Regions from separate parts of the Homo sapiens genome. Here region 1 is linked to region 2. Evidence: read pairs that join two places in POLR2A ChIA-PET (ENCODE). Cell type or tissue: MCF 10A. All regions are shown on one strand.

Evidence for each region. Peaks named below come from ENCODE experiments on the same cell type or tissue, not always from the same donor. Only the 100,000 strongest peaks of a DNase experiment are listed, where the experiment ranks them.
Region 1: POLR2A ChIA-PET joins it to region 2 with 5 read pairs; 3 of 35 experiments call an interaction of 5 or more read pairs at or near these places.

What each region holds. Positions count from the first base shown.
Region 1 is chr3:31,835,853-31,843,852 of GRCh38, forward strand. All of the region lies in intron 3 of OSBPL10 (oxysterol binding protein like 10), which reads right to left. Among named protein-coding and RNA genes, the nearest start is that of OSBPL10-AS1, 140 kb to the left of the region's middle. In MCF 10A, no CTCF peak of the experiment used is centred here; no DNase peak of the experiment used is centred here.
Region 2 is chr3:31,772,083-31,780,082 of GRCh38, forward strand. The region is part of intron 4 of OSBPL10 (oxysterol binding protein like 10); the gene reads right to left. Among named protein-coding and RNA genes, the nearest start is that of OSBPL10-AS1, 72 kb to the left of the region's middle. In MCF 10A, no CTCF peak of the experiment used is centred here; a DNase peak (open chromatin) is centred at 4,149.

The sequences.
Region 1 (8,000 bases), 64 kb after region 2:
GTAACAATTTTTAAAACAGTATATTGAGGGCCTTAAAATTAGCTGGAATTTCACTTTCCTGATAGTCAACCTCCGAATAAAATGTGAACTGCTTTTTAAATGAATCTATTCCAGTATTTTGCTTAATTGCTTCATATTGACCTCCTCATTTGCATTGCTTTTTGTTTTTTAGTTGTCTATTCTTTCAAGCTTAAACAGACCTAAAGTAGAAGTAAGATTCTTAAAACTGGGAAATTTTCCAAGTTCATTTCCATGATTAGCTTTTCAAATTTGTTCCAGCTCTCTCTACTTTTCCAAATTCCTGTTTTCATCCAGAAATACGAGTTTCAACATTAAGTAACCAGGCATAGAAAATTTCTTCCATTGCCATCTTCAAATCTTTAATATATCTTAAACATTTTTCACTAACTTTATACCAATACCCTCTCAAATGGCAATATAAATGCATGCAAATGTGTGTGCAAATGAAAAATCGTGGTTCTTCCAGAGACGAAGTCTCTAGCCTGCTTCTAAACACACTGTCCTGAATCTATGAGTATGCACGCAAATGCCAGATTTCTGAAAAATTGTCACAAGCAAATGCATATATTTCATTTCCTGCAAATAGTGGGAAACAAAACTTGACATTTTCTGCGCTTTTTTCCCCCATCATTTTCAACTCCTCCCATCCACCAATCATCTAACCCCCCTCCTCTACCCCCCTGCCAATAAATCCTGCTGACTCTTCCTTAACAGTTAATTCAACTGCTCTGGAATCCCTAGCCAGTCTCCAGGGCAAACCTGAAGGTCCCAAGTCAACTGAAAGCACTGTCCTTGGGCATCTGACCCCCTTATCGCACACCACCCTTTTTTCTCCACTTTCCACAGATCCACCCAGAAGTGTCAAGTGTGACTTCAAAACCTTCCACCTTCTCCACTTTGCATCCTCCATCCACACCATTTGCTTGGGGCCTTGCAATTCCAAGTACCAAGACTCCTTTTGGATGCTTTATTTTGAAAACATGAAAAATTGTCTTTCTGCTGACAAAGCTCAATTCACTGCATTTCTCATGCTTTGGAACTATGCAATTTTAGAGCTAGATGGAATCTCAAGACATAAGTCTAGGCTAGTCCTTTCCTTTTATAGATCTAAAGTCTACAGCTCCCAAAAGGTAAATGAATCATTCAAAACTCAGGCCCAAATTATAAATCTCATTCAAGACTCAACTCAGAAAACACCTGATTAGAGATTCAGCCCCTTCAGCTGGGCCTTCACAATTAAATAAAGACCTCATCATCCAAAATAGTATTAACACAGGGCACACTTTAAAATAGTTGATAGAAAGGAGGAAAGCTGATAACTGTTACACATTTTTATCTTTCTTCTTACCCAAAACTTCAATTTAACCACCTATCATCATAAACACACAACACACCTCTGAAAGTAGGGCAACTGTGTGCTATATTCCTAGAATTACAGATCCCCAAATTATATATATATATATATATATATATATATATATATATATATATATATATATATAGTAAGTAACATAACACAGAGACCTTTAAATGCTGAATTGCCATTTTAATAGAGAAAAAATCTGAAAACAAGGAATAAAAAGAAATTTTCTTAATTAGGTTACAAAGCAAAAAATTACAGTAACCATCATATTTAAGTCATATTTAAGTTTTAACAAATTAGCTTCATTCCTTTTAATATTAGAAACAAGAATTCCACTACCACTGTTTCCTGGAAGCACTAGCCAACAAAATAGGACTAGAAAACAATCACTGTAGATGTGACTGTTTTATTTCAAAAAAAAAAAAAAATCAATGGGTCTCACAATGTTGCCAGATATATGATGAATTTAGAAAAACCAATAGCATTCCTTCATATCAACGATAACCAATCAGAAAATAGAAAATAAGATATCATTCACAATAGTAATAAAAACTATGATGTACAAGTATTAACCCAATAGGGAGTATATGAGACCTTTATAGAGGAAAAAAAAAAATTTAATCCATGAAAAGAAATCAATGCAGAATTGAGAAAATGGAAATACACATATCAGGTAAATGGATGAGACAACTTAATGTTGTAAAGATGTCAGTTCTCTCTAATTAGCTTTATAATTATTGTAATAAAAATTCCGGCAGGATTTTTTGAGCAACTCAACAAATTTATTCTAATACGTAAATAGAAGAATAAAGCTTCATGAAAGATCAAGTTAATTTTGAAAATGTGAGCAAAAGGGAAGAACTCATCCAACCAGATACAAATATTAACAAAACCACAATGGAAATACGCACACATACAAACACATACATATATGTGCATATTACGGTCTAAATATTTGTGTCCCCTCCCCGCTAAAAAAGCTCATATATTGTGGCCGGGCACTGTGGCTCAAGCCTGTAATCCCAGCACTTTGGGAGGCTGAGGTGGGCGGATCATGAGGTCAGGAGATCGAGACCATCCTGGCTAACACGGTGAAACCCCGTCTTTACTAAGAATACAAAAAAATTAGCCGGGCGTGGTGGCGGCAGCCTGTAGTCCCAGCTACTTGGGAGACTGAAACAGGAGAATGGCGTGAACCCGGGAGGCGGAGCCTGCAGTGAGCCGAGATCACGAGACGGCACTCCAGCCTGGGCGACAGAGCAAGACTCTGTCAAAAAAAAAAAAAAAAAAAAAAAAAAAAACCTCATATATTGAAATCCTAACCCCAAAGTGATGCTATTAGGTGGTAGGGCCTTGGAAGGTGATGAGGACATGAGGATTCACAGCCTCACTTGAGGTAAGTCACTCAGCTCTCTTCAACTGAGGTCCAAAAAAGTCACCACAACTCTCTATGGAACACCATAACTGGGAGCTGAGTTAGCATCTTCGAAAAAAATTACTTTTTAATATCAAAGGCCAATATAGCATACTAATTCTCAGATACTTAAACAATAAGCTCATTAGAGCTAAACCACATGGAGCTAATACTTTAAATTGTTTATATGGTTTTTAATTAACTATTCCTAATAACAGGAGTAATGTTTGATGGGCAGTATGTATACAGATGTCAAAAACAAAATGTAGACTACACCCCGCATAGCATTTAATGTGCATTACTCAGGAATCATCTGTCTCCACAGCTTACTGCTTCCCCTCAAGGATGGCCTTTCTCAGGCCAGAGATGGTATCTAACCAGCCATGGTGTATTCTGTTGAATTTGATACATGGCCTCACCTTGCAAAAGCTATGAATGCAGTAAATAAAGAGCAATAAATCCCCCCAACCTCAATTTTTATCACCGGTTAAACCACTGCCTCTTCCCTGAAAACCTAATTTTAAAAATATCAACACTGATTCATTATTATCTCTTCTCCTTTTCCAAACAGGCAGAAGAGTCTGGAAAAGACATACATACCACCACACTTATCATACACAAACATGAAATGTCCAAAAAGCAACCTGGCACAACATCAACTGACTCACATTATTCAGAGATTCAGCAAGTATTTAATAAACATTTACTATGTGCCAGGCACTGCTCTCAGGAACAAAGTACAACAATAAGCAAAACAAATATTCCTGTCCTCACAGAAATGGCATCCTGGTGAGAGAAAGAGTTCCTCCCCACCCACCACCCCCTAAAAAGACAAATAGGTGAAATATGAAGCAGGGATAGAAAAAAAGAAAAAAAACTTGAGGAGGCTTTCCAATTTTAGGTAGGTGGCCAGAGAACGCTTCATGAGAAGGTAACATTTGATTAAAGATGTCAACGAAGTAAAGGAGTGAGCCAGGCTATCTGGGTAAGAGCATTCTACATAGAATCTCAACAGAGCACAAAGGCCCTGGGGTGAGAGTTCACTTGGTGTGTTTGAGCAAGATGGACAGTGTGGCAGAGGTGGAAGTGAGCAAAGCATAGAGCAATATGGAGTTGAGGTCAACAGGTTAGGGATGGGAGAGACTAGTTCCTGAATTAGAAATTACAGACAACAGCCAGGCAAGCCAGATGCCTGGTACCACCTAAGGCTCATGCAGACACAGAGAATGACAAGCAAATTAGAAGAATGGGTTTCAATAAGCTTTCTCCTCAGGGTCATAGTCAGGTATTAAATTGTTATTTGCATACAATTTACTTAGGTCTACATGGAATGGATCATTTCAACTGGATAATTTTCATCATAAAATTATATTACTACTGCCCTGAAGATGGGCTTTTCATGATTTATTCTATGCTCTATTTCTTCTCACGTCTCATTGTAATCGACCCAGAAGATACTTTATGCCAGTAATGAATCATAGAACAAAAGGCGAGTGCGTGCTGAGGAATTCTATAAATGATCACTCTGGAACATGGGGACAAGGGCTCCTATTTTATATTTAAACATCTGTCTCCTACCAGTGGGTCAAACCAGCCATGGGATGGGAAGTCCAATGTCATTCTGAGAACATTTCAAGAAGCAAATTTGATTTTTCTTAAAATCAATAACTAATCTCTGACAGAGCACTCCTGTCTACTAAGAGATCATTATCTCCTTCCCAAATGCTCAGGCACAAAAATGCCAAGCTCAAAAGGGCACGCCTACTTGTGTTTCCAAATGTTTCATGCTAAAAAAATTAAATCACGACATCATCAACATGCCCAAGCGGCGTGCAGACTCCTACAGGAGCTGTGGAATAAATCCCACTAATTACTATTCCAAGCTTGGTATTGCTGATGAAGTTAAGATAAAAATGCAAGATTTGCTAATAACACAGGAAGTCTGGCTAGATAGCACCTTACTAACCCACCTACAGTGATAGCCACAGGAGGCTACAGAAACCTTATAAGTCGTGCGTCCATGAGGCAATTTTCCTAAAAACACTGTATTTGGCCAGGACCTTAGAAGCTCTTGATATTTGGCTTCTTCTTTTCTCCTGTGCTTTTTATAAGTATGGAACACATACACAGGTGTCTTATATACCTAGATTTAACCCCTCCCTAATTCCCAGTAAGGCACTTTTGCCAAAGCAGAAATAAACTGTAGGCTCACAGGCTTATGCTAACACTAAGTTAGGCTTCTTGTTGTTGTTGTTGTTGTTGTTTTGTTGTTTTTGAGACGGAGTTTCGCTCTTGTAGCCCAGGCTGGAGTGCAATGGCGTGATCTCGGCTCACCACAACCTCCGCCTCCTAGGTTCAAGCGATTTTCTTGCCTCAGCCTCCCCTGTAGCTGGGATTACAGGCATGTGCCACCACGCCCAGCTAATTTTGTATTTTTAGTAGAGACGGGGTTTCTCCATGTTGGTCAGGCTGGTCTCAAACTCCCGACCTCGGGTGATCCACCGCCTCGGCCTCCCAAAGTGTTGGGATTATAGGCATGAGCCACCGCACCTGGCCTAGGCTTATTTTTAAAACACAAATATGTTTAGATCCTGTCTTGGACTTTTAAGAATCCTGAATCCAGACACAGGACTTGAGTAAACAGAGCCAACAAGATTCATTTACTTATTTTTATTTACTTATTTTTCTACTAATTTCTGAAGCACAAAGGAAAGCGCCTGACTCACTCTCAGATCTCTCCATTTTTACCAATGAATTCAAGACAGGGGATCTTTAGCAGTATTTGTGGTTTAGGCACTAGGCTGCTGTCATTCCAGTCACTGAAATCTGCAGAAAGTGTGTGGATGGAGCCATTAGAAACAACCCAGGCGAGGCTTAGGCTATTTTAAATGAGAAGATATTTGTGTTGCCCCATCTCAGGATTTCAGGTAGCAGAGTTAGAAAAGCTGTAGTAGATGCTTTCAATATCCTCAATTTAACCAACTAATTGGATGTCCCACCACATTTCTTCCAAAACCTACTGACTGATGCATTCTAGTGCTGACTCAAAGCCTTTCTCTAGTTATGCCTGCACACTCTGCCCCCACCAGCTGAGCTGGGTATTTACTAACAGCCAACGGTATTTAGTCCCTACTGTATTTGTGCTGCTGTACTTATTATTTTAATTACACAATTTAAATAACAAAGAAACCAATAAAAGTATGAAAATAATTGTCTTTATGAAACTAAGCTGTATAATTTGAAAAATATCAATAAAAGTGAGCTGCTAAAAACAGCCATTGAATTAGGTACAGGCATGACAACTAAAAAAGAGTAAAAACTATCTCTAAAAACCTAGAAGCGTTCTGTAATCAGGCTGCCCTCTTCTTTAAACAAATCAAAACAGGAAATTACAGGTAATACATAATAGATATGCTTTACATCAGGGAGATGATGCAGAAACTCGAGCAGCAAGCCTACGCTTGATGAATGGGCCTTGGAACTTTAGAGCTAAAGACTGGTGGGTAAAGATTCAAAGTTAAAATGACACACACACTTAAGGTCTGTATACATAATGGTGGATGATTTCGCTGTTTTGATTAAGGAATGATGTCTCCATATCACCTTAGCTAAGACTTAGGACTTCTCTTGAAGTATCTCAGCCCTATGATCATAGAACCCTGGAGTATCCCTAATGTGTGAGCTCTAAGAATGCAGTTTCCATCAATTCACCAGTGCAAATACTGGCTCAGCAAAGAGCTTCTGGGCTTATTACAGAAGTGGCATTGGCTAACAGGTGTCAATACCTGAGCAAGTTGGCTCTGTGTTAATACAGGGAGGAAGACAGGGTGATCCTTACAGGAAATGCAAAAGAAAAGTTGTTGGGCTTTACATAAAACACAAAAGCTCCTACTATGGCTTCTGACCCAGCATGTCACTGTCATAACAGACGTTAGAGCACATGAAGAAGAAAATTAAACTCTTATCACTCCTTGCATGGTAGTACATGAGAGTTTTTTTCTCATTTCTTCCTGTCCCCAGAGACTCTACTACCTGCTGAAGAGTCCAAATTATTCATTTTTTAAGAGTTTCATCTTGTGTTAAAATCTAATTGGATTCCTACAGCTTTAACAGACTTAGTGACTTTAAGTCTAACGGATCAACTGGCCTAATTCCATCAAAACTGATACGGGAAGAGCAAAAGAGAAGTTATGGAGTTGGGGACAAAAACATGACCTTCACCCAGAGCCAGGCTGAGAATACGTTCCATAATAGAACGCTATCATTTGGGGATATTCCTAAAACTTTGATTTAGGTTTAGATACAGGAGGTGGCTATAAGCAGCGACAAACAGAGAGATGAAAAAATGTGGAAATTACACGTGCTGGACACATTGTGTGTCCTGCCTTACACCTCTCAATCCACATTTTAACTCCTGGCTGCTGAGCCAACTATTGGTACACAGACAGCATGAGGCCTTGGCTGTGCTATTTACCTCCTACCTTCTGACCTGGGACTCTTCTACAGAAGCCTGTTTGGAAAGTCCACAGCAACTGTTCAGCCACATACAAGTGCAAATCTAGGCATGCAAGAGAGAGTTAACCCCACCTACCTCCCACCTTGGGGCAGCCCTTGATCAATGGGAGATGGGTGCCAGGAGATGATAATCCCATTACCTGTGTCTGGGGTAGAGAATTCTGAAGCACATTCTGTGTGGTTCCTACAAGGGTAGCCAGTGGGATTTGGCTTAAATTGCCCACAGCTGTAATCAGCACAAAAGCACACCTCCTGGGGTTCCTCCTCTCTTTCCATATTTTGTTCCTCTTGCTCTCCTTATTCTACTCTTCCGGGATGACATTCCTGCACCCAAGCCTTCATCCCTGAGGCTCTGCCTTCTGGGAGAACCCATCTAAAACAATAAATACCCATTGTTTCAGAGTGCTAGACAGTGGCAAAATGGTATGCTTGCTTTAATCTGACATCTCTGATCATTGTTGGCCCTCCTTCCTTTGCTGCCCCAATTTATTCTCTCTATAGGTTAAAGTTCCAGTTGGCATAACAGCAAAGTTCCTTTCCTCCTCAAGTCTATCAAGAGCTACATTGAGGAATACAGAGACGCATTTCCAGACAAAGGACCAATCTAGACACTGCAAATAGAGCATATCTAATAATAAGTTCACGATTGGGTATCTCCAAGACATATACCCCGTGCTCAGGGAGTCA
Region 2 (8,000 bases):
AGTAGTTATGTTCTATTAAAGTCTCCACAAACACTGAATTAGACAATACTAAACGTTTGCTCCTAGGGAAATACAGGGTTAGGTTACCCCGAACCTCTGGTCACAACATTTTTATCAACCAAAATGCCATTAGCTTTATACAGGTTCAACTGCCAAGGTCCTTATAAAATAAGCCAGTTTTATTAGTATTGAAAACCAGCCGTTCCACATAACCCCTTTCCTTTTTAACATTTAGCAGGTACAGTCAATCCTCATTATTCACAGTTCTGCTTCAAAAAGTCACCACAAATGGTGAATGAGCAAATACTCAACCATTGGGGAAATGTATGTGTGGGTGTTTCTCACAAAGACTATAATCTTAAATGCAAAAACAACTCATCTTGGTGGATTTTATTTTCCATTTTACCAAAGAGAAAATGAGGCCCAAAAGTGGTAAGCCGTTTGCCTGAGGCCACATCAGTAACAGGTGCCAGCACTGGGATTTGAACCCCCTCCAAGGGGCCCCAGAGCTGAGCTTCTTCCACTGCACTGCACTGCCCCTGCCGTCTCTATCCTCTGGTCATCTCCGCATGAAGCTGAAACAAGAAGGCAAAGCCCTGCCTTGTTTGCCCTCTCTGGGAACATGTGCATCCAGAAACACAGTTTTCACCATTCTGTGTGTCTGGAAATGACCACAAAAGCACTGCAAGTATCAATGAAGTTATAAATACATGTTAGGAAGTAGGAGAATTTGCAAATACAGAATCTGTAATGAGGATAGACTGTATTTTTAAAATTCTTTCTCAGATTCTTGATTCTCGGAACCTTCCTCTTCTGTAAATGTAACACTTTTCATGTCATATCGCCTTTCAAAACGTGCAAGCCAGCACTAGCCAAGAAGGGTTTCACATTTCCTGATCCTGGGTAACGTGACCAAACTTTTTTTTTTTTTTTTGGCTTTCAGTCCCATAATGCTGTCCACTATGCTTTAAACAAACAAACTGACAAATAAATAAATAAAAAGTCATCTCTTGAATCCACAAATGTAGCTGTTTTCTATTTTTCCCAAAGTTTCATATGCACTATAGATGTTACTTTAGCACTTTCCAGAGTGGCCTCACATACAGATTGGCAAATTTCCTCTTCCTTTTTTGGATGTACTACATTTTGATTCATTAACATAGAACTCACAGCCAGCTGCACTATAACTCACACGAGCATATCTGACATAAATATTTTCTCTGTAAGGCACATCACAACCTTCCTGCACTCGTCAGCACTACGCCTGGGGGACATTTAAAACAGCAAAATCACCAAGAAAATGCCCAAACATGCAAAAACTGTAAAATGGGGCTCACAATAGTTCTCATCACATAGGCTTATGAGGAATGAATTTGTTAATAAATGTGAATCACTTAGAAATGTTGCTAACACACAGCAAGTGTTACATGTTTGTGCCTATCGTTGTCCCTGCCACACTGACATTTGAAGAAATGAGGGTTGTGGTTGTACAAAAGGTCCCATATTATGGATCTGATTGTCCTTTATGGTGGTGGTTTACTTGCTTCTCCATCCCCTGTATTTTCTGCAAACCAGAAGGTAGGTCTAAAGGTCTGATTCGATTTGGAATAGGAATACTCATGAGTGTGGCTGAGAATGTCATGCTTCATCATGCAGTAGGCACATCAAGTTGTCCCACAGTAGTGACACTCAGTCAGAGACTCGAGTGCAGTGCACACTGCCTGGCATCTCTCTTGAAAGCTTTGTTTTCTCTCATGTAATTAGCAGGTAATCTTTCATACATTACAAATATACATAAAGGCCAGGCGTGGTGGCTCACGCCTGTAATCCCAACACTTTGGGAGGCCGAGGTGGGTGGATCACGAGGTCAGGAGTTCGAGACCAGCCTGACCAACATGGTGAAACCCCGTCTCTACTAAAAATACAAAGATTAGCCGGGCGTGGTGGCACGCGCCTGTAATCCCAGCTACTCAGGAGGTTGAGGCAGGAGAATCGCTTGAACCTGGGAGGCGGAGGTTGCAGTGAGCCGAGATTGCACCACTTCACTCCAGCCTGGGCAACAAGAGCAAAACTCCATCTCAAAAAAAAAAAAAAAAAGAAAGACAGACTGAAAACAGATGATGCTTTTCAGGAGATTCCTTTTAAAAGGGAGCAGAGAAATGACCTATTGTTAGAGGGAGAGTGTGAGGTCAGGTGAGGGGTTTTTCAGATGGAAGAAGTTATAGCTTTGTATGCTAATAGAAAGGATCCAATAAATTGACTTTAGAGGAGTAAGATGGGAGAATTGCCACAACAACGCCCTGGAGCAGGCGAGCGGAGTGTCGAGGCTGGCTGACACAGGTGAAGGTACAGTGTCTAGCAACAGAGGCAGATGGGCAAGTGGAGGGAAGAGATTGTTGGAAGTCCTCTTTTGTTTTCTGTTTTTGTTTTTGTTTTTGTTTTTTGTTTTTGAGACAGTCTTGCTCTGTAGCCCAGGCTGGAGTGCAATGGTGAGATCTTGGCTCACTGCTACCTCTGCCTCCCAGGTTCAAGCGATTCTCCTGCCTCAGCTTCTCGAGTAGCTGGGATTACAGGCACCCACCACCACACCTGGCTAATTTTTGTATTTTTAGTAGAGACAGTGTTTCACCATGTTGTCCAGGCTGGTCTCGCACTCCTGACCTCATGATGGGACCGCCTCAGCCTCCCAAAGTGCTGGGATTACAGGCATGAGCCACTGCTCCTGGCCAGAAGTCCTCTTTTGATTGCTTTTGTTCTCAGTGACACAAGAAGCCAGGTCATTACTTAAGAATGGAGATTGAGAGCTGAGTGTGGTGGCTCATGCCTGTAATCCCAGCACTTTGGGAGGCTGAGGTGGGTGGATCACCTGAGGTCAGGAGTTCGAGACCAGCCTGGCCAACATGGTGAAACCCTGTTTCTACAAAAAGTACAAAAATTAGCCGGGAATGGTGGCATGTGCCTGTAATCCCAGCTACTCAGTGGGGGTGGCTGAGGCAGGAGAATCGTTTGAACTCAAGAGGCAGAGGTTGCAGTGAGCCAAGATCATGCCACTGCACTCCAGCCTGGGTGACAGAGTGAGACTCTCTCTCTCCAAAAAAAGAATGGAGCTGTGGAAGGAAGTGCTAGAGGTTCAGGGATTTAAAAAAGAGTTTGCCCCGTGAGTACAGCCAAGTGAGAATGGGCAACAGATCTGAGGGAACATGCAAAGGACTGCTTCCACTGAGAACCATGGAACCCAAGCTGATTCAGGAGGAAAACAGAAACATGCAGAGAAGGGTTTCCAGGGGAAAGAGGATAGGACTCTAGAGGGGTAAAAAGCTGTTGGAGTCCAGGATCAAGGTGCCACCTGGAGAAACCTAGGAAAAGAAGGGATGGTTAAGGAAGTGGATGCCTTGAAACAGATCATGAAGGAGTTGAAATTTTTAGTAATGTTAAAGTCACAGGTCTGAGCGTGGGAGGGAGTGAGTGAGACGGCAGAGGTCAGGGAATTGAAAGCATCATCTATGTGGATGCTGAAATCACCAAAATTATGATAGGGCACTGCTGGAGGGAGTGATGGTGACTCACAAACTCAAACTGTCAAGGGATGAAGGAGGGACGGTGGGGAACACAGTGTGACGATGACAGGAGACTCAAAGGTAGATGCCTGTAGGGAAGGAGAGGTAAGAGTAATCTGGAATGACAGAGAAGAAAAAGAGGCCACTTACTCCATTTCCAGGCCTTGGAGGAGCGGGAGAGAGAATGCTGCCACCATGTAAGAGGGCTATGGGAGAGAACCAGGTTCCAGTTAGAGAACAAGGTGAAGAAATCATTTAGAGAACAGGTTGAGGATGTAGGGGATTATATCGCTGATGCAATATGAATTCCAAGGAGCACAATGAAAGGGTCTCAGGAGTTGAAGGATGGGGCAAAAACAACAATACAGAGGCACGTGGGGTTGCAAGTCAGGAGGGTGCAATGATCTGGGAATTCTGGGTTTCCTGTGATGGCTGCCACCTTCTGATTAAAGAGCATAATGAGATTAGACTCAATGGTATCAAGCAGAGAGTAGTGGCAAAACTGTGTGTCAGGTCTTAAAATTGAGATTAATTACATATAAAAGTCAAGCAATTATGCAACAAGCACACGAAAAAAATGCCCAACATCATTACTCATGAGGGATGTGCAAATCAAAACCAGGTACCGTTTCACAACCACTAGGATGGCTGTCATTAAAAAAGGAGAAAATTTTTAAAAGCTGGCAAGAATGTGGAGGAATTGGAACCTTCTTATACCGTTGGTGAGAATGTAAAATGGCACAGCTTGCTACGAAAAACAGTTGGGCAGTTCCTCAAAAAGTTAAACATAAAATTACCATATGACCCAGAAATTTCTAACCCCAAATAAATGAACACTGGTACCTAAACAAATATAAGCTCACAAATGTTCACAGCAGCACTATTCACAATAGCCAAAGGTGGAAGCAGCCCAAATGTCCACCAACAGATGAATGGATAAATGTGGTATATCCACACAATGGAATCTTATCCACATACAAAAAGGAATGAAATACTAGTACATGCTACAAAATGGATAAACTTCAAAAACATTGTAAGTGAAAGGAGACATAAAAAGTCATAAATTCTATGATTCCATTTACATGAAATATTCAGAAGAGGCAAATCCACAGAACCATGATTGGTTGTTGCCCAGGGCTGGGGGGAGGAGGGAAGGGAGGGCTGACTGCTACACAGGTATGGAGTATTTTCTTGGGGTGATGAAAATGCTTTGGAACTAGATAGAAGTGGCAGTTTCACAACACTGTGAATACACTAACAGCCATGGAATTGTTCACTTTAAAATGGTTAATATTTTAGGGAATTTCACCTCAATAAAACAATTTTTAAAAAATGTTTACAAAGAGAAAAAAAAATCAAGAAATTCTTTACCCATCTCAAGATCAGACAACCTTTAATCCTACACTAAAAGATTTAAATGTTGTTTACTATAAAAGTCATGCAATTATCAATGGAGTTTGCAACTAGGTTTTCTAAACACATAAAGCCTTCTGAAAACTTTCATTTAAAACTCACATTGTGAAGGGACTCCTGCAGCACTGAACAGCACATCAGATGACATGCCCCTGGCTCATCTTTGCCCAGCTCTGGATCACAGGAAATAATGAACAGCAGTGACTAAGCTTAACCTTATTTTCTAATTTGTTGTTAAAACATAATACACTTTTCAAGGCCCAGTAATTTTTTTTTTCATCTTTAGATAAGAGAGCCACTCTTTTTGAGGTGTGTGAGTGACTCGCTATTGTCCCCCTAGCCTGCTGGTTACTAAAGAGTATTTGACTCAGTAGACAATACAGGAAGTGCTAATGTCCCTTTCTCTGCAAGAGTGTACAGCACAGGACTGGGTTCAAGATGGCAGACAGGAGATAGGACTGACATGCAGCTCCCACTTAGATGATGGAACAGTGTGTGGAGACTCACAGTGTGGACTTTTGTTCCAGGAACCATTGTGAAAGTGTACTAGGAAAATCAAAAGAATTCACAGATCCTTTGAAAAACGTGGCCACTCTCCTTGCAGGCCACTGCAAATTCCACAAGACAAGCTAAAAACTGAGTTCCCAAAGTGTGAGGGGAGAAACCTGCCTCCAAACACATGTCTCCACTGGGGAATCCAAAAATCCAGATTACAGGAAAAGGATTTAACCTTACCTAGAGCTGAAATGGATTTAGCATGAAATATAAAATTACAAGCAGCAGTGAGAAGAGCCTTTTAGGCACTCCCATTCTCCAGCTCAAGCCCAGGGAAGCCATGCCTGACAATGTCTCACAGGGGCACTTGGGGAAGGCAGCAGGTGGAATCTGGGAAAGGTTGCAGGGTGAAAGAAGCTTCCAGCTGAACTTTGTAATGATTTTGACTGGACATAAACTCTCTTGAGCAGAATCTGGGGGCAAACAGGAAATGCTGGAGGAAGGACAGCAGAGTCACAGTGGACAGTATGGGCAGATGGGGAAGGGTGGGGCCTGAAAGCCATGGTTGCTTTCTCAGTGGGGAAATTTATAGCCTGGGGCTAGGTCTGAGTCCTGCTGCCTGGAGATAAACTCAGTGCTATTAGCAAGACTGGCCTTGCCAACTGTGTGGGAACTGGGTGAAGCCTATTGCTACCAGCTTTCCCCCACATCCCTAGTGACAGAGGCAGCCATAATCCCCTCTGGAACATAACCCTATTGGCCTGATAACTACCCCCATCCTCCACAGTGGCCGTGGCAAGCCCTGCCCAAGGAGAGTCTGAGCTCAGACCCGCCTAACCCTGCCTGCCTCCACCTGATGGTGTTTCTCTGAAATAGATAGTTTCAAAAATAGAATTGAAGAAGTAGAGGAACTTCAGAGCTCTAAGACAAGGCCTTTGAATTAACCTAATCAGGCAAAGACAAAAAAGAATTTTAAAAAATGAACAAAGACTCCAAGAAATTTGGGATTATGTTAAATAGCCACACCTAAGAATAACTGGTGTTCCTGAGAAAGAACAAAAATCTAAACATTTGGAAAACTTATTTGAGGCAATAATCGAGAAAAACTTGCCTAGCCTTGCAAGAGATCTAGACATCCAAATACAAGAAGCCCAAAGAACACCTGGGAAATTCATTGCAAAAAAATAATAATAATAATCACTGAGGCCCACAGTCATCAGGTTATCTAGAGTCAAGACAAAGGAAAGAATCTTAACAGCTGTGAGGCAAAAGCATCAGGTAACCTATAAAGGAAAACCTATCAGATTAACAGCAGATTTCTCAGCAGAAACCCTTATTAGCCAGAAGGGACTGGGATCCTATCTTTAGCCTCCTCAAACAAAATAATTCCGAGCCAAGAATTTTGTATCCAGCAAAACTAAGCTTCATAAATGAAGGAGAGATAAAGTCTTTCTCAGACAAACAAATGCTGAGAGAATTCACCACCACCAAGCCAGCACTACAAAAAATGCTAAAAGGAGTTCTACCTCTTAAAACAAAACCTCAAAATACACCAAAATAGAACCTCCTTAAAGCATAAATCTCACAGGGCCTATAAAAACAAAACACAATTTTAAAAAAAGGTATTCAGACAACAACTAGCACGATGAATAAAACAATATCTCACATCTCAATTCGAATGCTGAATGTAAATGCCCTAATGCTCCACTTAAAAAATACAGAATGGCAGAATGGATAAAAATCCACCAACCAAGTATCTGCTGTCTTAAAGAGACTCACCTAATGCATAAGGGCTGACATAAACTCAAGGTAAAGGAGTAGAAAAAGATATTCCATGCAAATGGACACCAAAAGTGAGCAGGAATTGTTATTCTATCAGACAAAGGACTTTAAAGCAACAACAGTTAAAAAAGATAAAGAGGGACATTACATAATGATAAAATGATCAGTCCAACAGGAAAAAATCGCAACCCTAAATATATATGCACCTGGAGCTCCCAAATTTATAAAACAATTATTACTAGGCGTAAGAAATTAGATAGCAATACAATCATAGTGGGGGACTTCATTACTCCACTGACAGCACTAGACAGGTCATCAAGACAGGAAGTCAAAAACAAACAATGGACTTAAACTACACCCTAGAACAAATGGACTTAGCAAATATTTACAGAACATTCTACCCAACAACTGCAGAATACACATTCTTTTCATCAGCACTTGGAATACTCAAGATAGACCATATGATATACCACAAAACAAGTCTCAAGAAATTTAAGAAAATCTAAATTATATCAAGTACTCTCTCAGACCACAGTGGAATAAAATTGGAAATTAATTCTAAAAGGAACCCTCAAGAATATACAAATACATAGAAATTAATTAATTTGCTCCTGAATAATCTTTGAGTCAACAATAAAATCAAGATAGAAATTAAAAAATTCTTTGAACTGAACAATAATAGGCCAGGTGTGGTGGCTCACGCCTGTAATCCCAGCACTTTGGGAGGCCAAGGCAGGTGGATCATGAGGTCAG